Linked DNA regions of Homo sapiens: region 1 is linked to region 2. Evidence: chromatin contacts called from ENCODE Hi-C or POLR2A ChIA-PET data. All regions are on one chromosome and are shown on one strand. The core of a region is the stretch at or near the end of the contact, and the rest is flanking DNA. Distances in the headings are between cores, read along the strand shown. Region 1 overlaps MAP3K1 (mitogen-activated protein kinase kinase kinase 1). Region 2 overlaps IL6ST (interleukin 6 cytokine family signal transducer).

The links. A loop is a pair of places that touch in the nucleus more often than their neighbours do. ChIA-PET counts read pairs that join two places held with the same protein, here RNA polymerase II (POLR2A). Pooled maps may share reads with other maps.
Region 1: a loop to region 2 is called in a pooled map, with 2.2 times the contacts of the local background. The contact joins two enhancer-like sites. A Hi-C loop is called at or near these places in 1 of 168 maps with a recorded cell type or tissue (naive thymus-derived CD4-positive, alpha-beta T cell) and 2 of 50 pooled maps. POLR2A ChIA-PET finds 5 or more read pairs at or near these places in 2 of 52 experiments (T-cell and naive thymus-derived CD4-positive, alpha-beta T cell).

What each region holds. Positions count from the first base shown.
Region 1 is chr5:56,850,480-56,853,630 of GRCh38, forward strand. All of the region lies in intron 1 of MAP3K1 (mitogen-activated protein kinase kinase kinase 1), which reads left to right. Among named protein-coding and RNA genes, the nearest start is that of MAP3K1, 37 kb to the left of the region's middle. RefSeq lists a silencer at 562-741. Within about 2 kb of position 1,901, at least 4 of the 41 ENCODE cell types and tissues checked have a DNase peak (open chromatin) inside an H3K27ac peak, as active enhancers do.
Region 2 is chr5:55,976,793-55,979,768 of GRCh38, forward strand. All of the region lies in intron 2 of IL6ST (interleukin 6 cytokine family signal transducer), which reads right to left. Among named protein-coding and RNA genes, the nearest start is that of IL6ST, 17 kb to the right of the region's middle. Within about 2 kb of position 1,384, at least 5 of the 41 ENCODE cell types and tissues checked have a DNase peak (open chromatin) inside an H3K27ac peak, as active enhancers do.

The DNA.
Region 1 (3,151 bases), core at 651-3,150, 870 kb after region 2:
CTTTAATTATTATAATTAATCAAATCGTCACTGTTGTAAAAACTTACAAAACTTGTTTGGATTATTATCAAATAGGTATCAGCACAGGTGCTGACTTCTTGTAAAAACAAACTTAGACTGGGCAGTGAACACTCATAGCAGCAGAGAGTACAGCTCTTGAATCAAACCTGTGGGGGTTTGAATCTGGCCCTGCCACTCACTTACAAACTGTGTTACCCTGGGCATAACCCAGCCTCCCCAAGCCTCCGATGGAAAAGACCTCACAGGGTTGCTGGAAGGGTGCAGTAAATTCATACATGTAAAGCACCTAATCCATTGTCTGGCATGTAATATAATTTTTCTGTGATGACACTCTGGCAGTTATTTCTCCATATCGCTGGTTGTTGACAAACATAATATTTCCTTCCTAAGGATGAGCCATTTAATAAATAACTTAAAAATTACAGTAGACTGGTAGGATTCTTTTTGTTTGTTTATTTTTTTGGACATGGAGTTTTGCTCTTGTTGCCCAGGCTGGAGTGCAATGGCGCAATCTCAGCTCACCGCAACCTCAGCCTCCTGGGTTCAAGTGATTCTCCTGCCTCAACTTCCCTACTAGCTGGGATTACAGGCATGCGCCACTATGCCCGGCTAATTTTGTATTTTTAGTAGAGATGGGGTTTCTCCATGTTGGTCAGGCTGGTCTCGAACTCCCAACCTCAGTTGATCTGCCTGCCTCGGCCTCTCAAAGTGCTGGGATTACAGGCATGAGCCACCGTGCCCGGCCAGGATTCTATTTTTGAGTGTTTATGAAATGTCCCCTGTGTGCCAGGCATTGTGCAGAACTAGTGTTTTAGTCAGACTATTTGAGGTTGCAGGGAACAGAGATGGGTTAAAATTTATTTCATTCCAAATTAAAGAATCCACCAAGAAGTTTCCTCCATTGCAGCATGTACACTTGGCCCGTGGAGAACTAGTCATTCATTATCCAGGGGTGGTATAAAAGTGGCTGTCATCATCTAACAGCTTATCAGGGGACCCGTGTACAACTTGTTAGGTTGACTTTTGTTGCTTCTGCATCCCTGTCTTTCTTCTAATTTCTCTCTCTTCTCCCTTATTTCTGTCTCAGTGTTTCTACTTATTACCTTGCTCTGTTTCCGTGTTAAGTGCCACTCTTCCTGCAGTAACACTATTTGTGTGTTTTACTTTCAAACTCTCAGGGAGAGAGCTGACTCAGGCGTACAATACCGTTCAGTACAGAAGGTCATTGGACCAAGGAACATTCCTGGACCAGGCAGCTGTGGAAGCTGGGATGGATTCAGATGTATAAAGCACCTTAAGCATTAGCCACCACCCTTAGGACTGGGCAGACCCTTCGCTTCCCAGAAAGGGGCAGTATGTCAGGTCACTGGGCAGTGTGATAGAACAATGAATAAGAGGGAACTTGTCCTGGAAGAGCTCACAATGTGGAGAGGGAAGCAGATACTTAAACATATACTTAATTTTATGATATATTGTAGTTAATATTTACCATGCAGCGGGAGAGCAGCTAACTGCCGTAGAATGGTGGTAGGAAATTCTTCATTGAAGCCATATTGAGATGGCAAAGGGTATTCCTGGCAGGGAAAAAAAAAAAAAAGTCATCTGCAGAGACGGGAGTAAAATATCATGGTATATTTATGAAGTTTTTTTGTGCTATGAGAAGAGGGCCATAGTTGGTATTTAAGGGGCTCCAGGAAGAAGGTCTAATTTATGGTACTGATGAAGATGATTAGACATAGAACCAGGAGAAAAAGACCTCATAGAAGAGTAGAGGAGAGACCTACAAGAGAGTTAGCACAATCAACAGTGGCTGACACCACATTATAAGGGGAGGACTGACTACAGTTTCCCTGAGAAGGGACCCTTGAAGCATCTTGGTTTTTAACAGGTGAGTTTTGTAGGTCTAGGAAGAGTCTAGCACTAGAAACCTAACCTCAGGGAGTAAGCGTTCTTGAAGTTCTGTGTCAGGTCACAAATTCATTCTTAGGAATGTCTAGAAACCAAAACCAAGAAACCTCATGTTTCCTAAATAAACAGGAAATGAAGATAAAGCTTGATCTGTAATAGTGCTTAAGTTTCTCTTATTTTTCTGACCACAATTTTATTTATTTTTAAGTCTTCAAGGTAGTTTCTCAAAACACATTGTTTAGCTGAAATCTGTTATTTTTTTAAGGTCAAAAGTGTATACACTATTATTTAAAATAGGTATGTTTCTGGGTAATGTTTGGCAAAAATAACTCCCCGAAACATTCACGTTTAACCAACATGAGTTGGAGATGGCTCTCATCTCCCAGTGACTTCACAGCTATCTGTTTAGATTAGCTTTGGTTAAAAAAAGATTTTTTTCCTGCTATGGCTGTGATATCTTAATTGGATGATAAATCACTGCTATATACATACATACATACACACACACACTCATCTAGTAAAAATGAAAACCCTATATATGCCTGGCTTATGGAAGATTATATGTTAGGATTATAACAAAAACAATACAAGTATGTAAAAAAATTTTTCACAGTTTGGTTCTGTTTCAGAGAGAAATTAAACAGAGTAGATGTGATTTATTCGTGGCAAATACAATAGGATTTACTATATATTTCATTGATTCAAAGATCCCAGTGGTTGTAAGTTGTACCATTATTTTATATACTATGAAGGAAATAACACCTGCCAGTTAAATTATAATAACTTTTGATTGCAAGAGGCATTCATATTTCAGATATTAAAATGTGAAAAAATACACATTTTAAAATTAATGACATGTAATTATTACAAAGAGACTAGGAAAAACACTTTGGTTTATATTTGCAGATTAATTTAGGAACAGTGAAAATTGTTCTGAACAACATCTAAATTGCAAATTTAGTCTTAATTAAATACAGAATTATAAAAAAAGTTAATAAGAATAGTCATTAAAATTTAAAACTGGGAAGGCTGTAGGACTGCCAGAGTTAATAAGTGATCATTCACTTAATATATGTTCATACTTATTATGAGCCAGACATGCTTAGATGTTAGGTGTATAGATGGCGATAACACGTGGTCCCCTCACTCATGGAGCTTACAGTTCATAAGAGAGGAACAGTTTGCAAACTGCATTAACCATGTTAAAGGAAAAATACAAGTG
Region 2 (2,976 bases), core at 134-2,633:
GTAAATCAAGCATGTGAAAAGATACTTTCAACCTCACTCAAAATGAGAGATATAAATTAGAACTACTCAGATAGGAACGCAAAATGATACAGACACTCTGGTAAACAATTTGATAGTTCGTTACCAAGTTAAAAGCACACCATAAGACTTGGTATTTCCACTCCAAAGAGCGTACTCCCCAAAATAAAAACATATGCCCACAATAAGACTTATACTCAAATGTTCACAGCAGCTTCATTCATAAGTCCCAAACTGGAAACAATCCAAATGTCCACCAACTGCTGAATGTATAAACATACATTCAAACAATGGTAGAGACATATAATAGAATACTACTCAGCAAACAAAAAAAAAAGAGTATGAACTGGTGATACATGCAGTAGTATGAATGAATCTCAAAAGCATTACACTGAATAAACGAAGCCAGACACAACAGGTTATACATTGTATAACTCTATTTACAGGAAATTCTTTTTTTTTTTAAGAGATGGGGGTCTCACTATGTTGCCCAGGCTGTCTCAAACTCCTGGGCTCGAGCAATCCTCCTGCCTCAGCCTCCCAAAGCACTGGGATTACAGGCATGTGCCTCAGAAATTCTTGATACGGCAAAACTAAGGTGACAGAAAGCAGATCCAGGGTTGCCTAGGGCTGAGGTAGAGAAGGCACACGTAAAAGGGCATAAAGGAAATCTGGGGTGATAAAAATACTCTATGACTTGATTGTGGTGGTGACTATAAGACTCTATACATTTGGCAGGACGCGATGGCTCACGCCTGTAATCCCAGCACTTTGGGAGGCCGAGGTGGGCAGATCACTTGAGGTCAGGAGTTCGAGACGAGCCTGGCCAACATGGTGAAACCCCATCTCTATTAAAAATACAAAAAGTAGCTTGGCGTGGTGGCGGGTGTCTGTGATGCCAGCTACTCGGGAGGCTGAGGCAGGAGAACTGTTTGAACCCGTGAAACAGAGGTTGCAGTAAGCCCAGATCATGCCACTGGACTCCAGCATGGGCAACAGAGCGAGACCCCGACACACACAGACACACACACACACACACACGCCAGGTGTGGTGGTGTATGCCTGCAGTCCCAGCTACTCATGAGGCTTGAGGCAGGAGAGCTGTTTGAACCCGGAAGGCAGGGGCTGCAGTGAGCTGAGATGGCACCACTGCACTCCAGCCTGGGCAACAAAGCGAAATTCTATTTAAAAAAAAAAAAAGACTACATTTGTCAAAATTCACTGAATTCTGTGTCAACTGTTTCAAAGGCACTGAGATTTTACCTTACTTTCAAGCTAACAAGTCAGCCTACCACAGTGTCATGGATACTGGCAAAAGGCATGACATTTTTGCGTCAGAAGCAAAGGACTGTATTACTCATAACAGTAGTCAGAGTATCAGCATTTTCTTGCGCCAGCTGCTTGAGTCCCAACTGTCACAGGGCATTGTGAAGTCAGATGACACCTGAACAGGCTGCTTCACAGGAAAGAAAGACAGATCTTAAGTAACCCTAAACTTGAAAAATATGCAGGAAGCATGTCTGCCATTTACTCTAGAGGGAGACATTATCTGTATCTTTGAAGACTGTAAGTAAGCCTGTCCTTTGCTCCACGGCTCTGAGAGTCTACCTTCCAACATTCTTTAAAAGGTAAGTTGGCTGGGCATGGTGGCTCACGCCTATAATCCCAGCACTTTGGGAGGCTGAGGCGAGTGAATCATGAGGTCAGGAGTTCAAGACCAGCCTGACCAACATGGTGAAACCCTGTCCCTAATAAAAATACAAAAATTAGCCAGGCGTGGTGGCGGCCGCCTGTAATCCCAGCTACTCAGGAGGCTGAGGCAGAGAACTGCTTGAACCTGGGAGGCGGAGGCTGCAGTGAGCCGAGGTCACACCACTGCACTCCAGCCTAGGTGACAGAGCGAGACTCCGTCTCAAAACAAAGTTCAGAAAAAAGGCAGCCATCAGGGTTTTTGCTGATAAGAAACGCAGAAATGTTAGACTCATGGGTTTCCTATCAAGTTGTAACTAAAAAATGGTGAATTTTATTGTTTATAAATTAGACCTTAAAACAAACAAAATCTGCCCAGATAAGGTATAACCAAAAGAAACGAGTGCTTAATACCTCCAAAGACATCTACAAGAATGTTTACAGAAGTTTTATTCAAAATAGATGAAAAATAAAATCAACCAAATATCTATTAACACTAGGATAAATTATGGTATATTCAAGTAATTGAATCACAGCAATGAAAAATAACAACAGATACATGCATCATGGATGAATCTCATATATAATACAGAATGAAAGAAATCAGACAGGTTGGGTGCAGTGGCCCACACCTGTCATATCAGCACTTTGGGAGGCTGAGGGGGAAGAATTGCTTGAGGCCAGGAGTTAAGAGGCCAGCCTGCACAAAATAGTGAGACCCTGACTCTACAAAAAAATTTTAAAAGAGAAAAAAGGCAAGAAAGTACGCTCTGCATGATTTATTTTACAGAAGTTCAAAAAGAGGCAAAAGTCTACGGTGTTTGGTGACAGAGGTCAGAGCAGTTGTTTTTTGTGAGGAAGGGTATAAAAGGGGACATTCTGGGTGCTGAGCATGTTCTGTATCTTGATCTGGACAGTGATAAATTCACTGAGCTGTACACTTATGAGTTCTGTTTTGCAGTATGTAACAAAAGGTAAACAAACCAAAAATTATCCCAATACCATTCTTACATATTAGTGTTGGCAAAAATATAAAAACCCAAAAAGTATCAACAGGGTGTTGTGAGACTAAGCAACGAAAGTATCGTCACACACTACAGGTTATAGTGTAAATTGGCATAAGCTTCCCAATACATTGAACACTTTAAAAATGGTCAGTTTTGTTGTTTGTAAATTAGACCTCACTTAAAAACAAAGAAAAAAGCTCTACCCAAACAAGGCAGAGAGCCAGTTCGGCAATATCAATCAAAATTAAAACACACACATTTG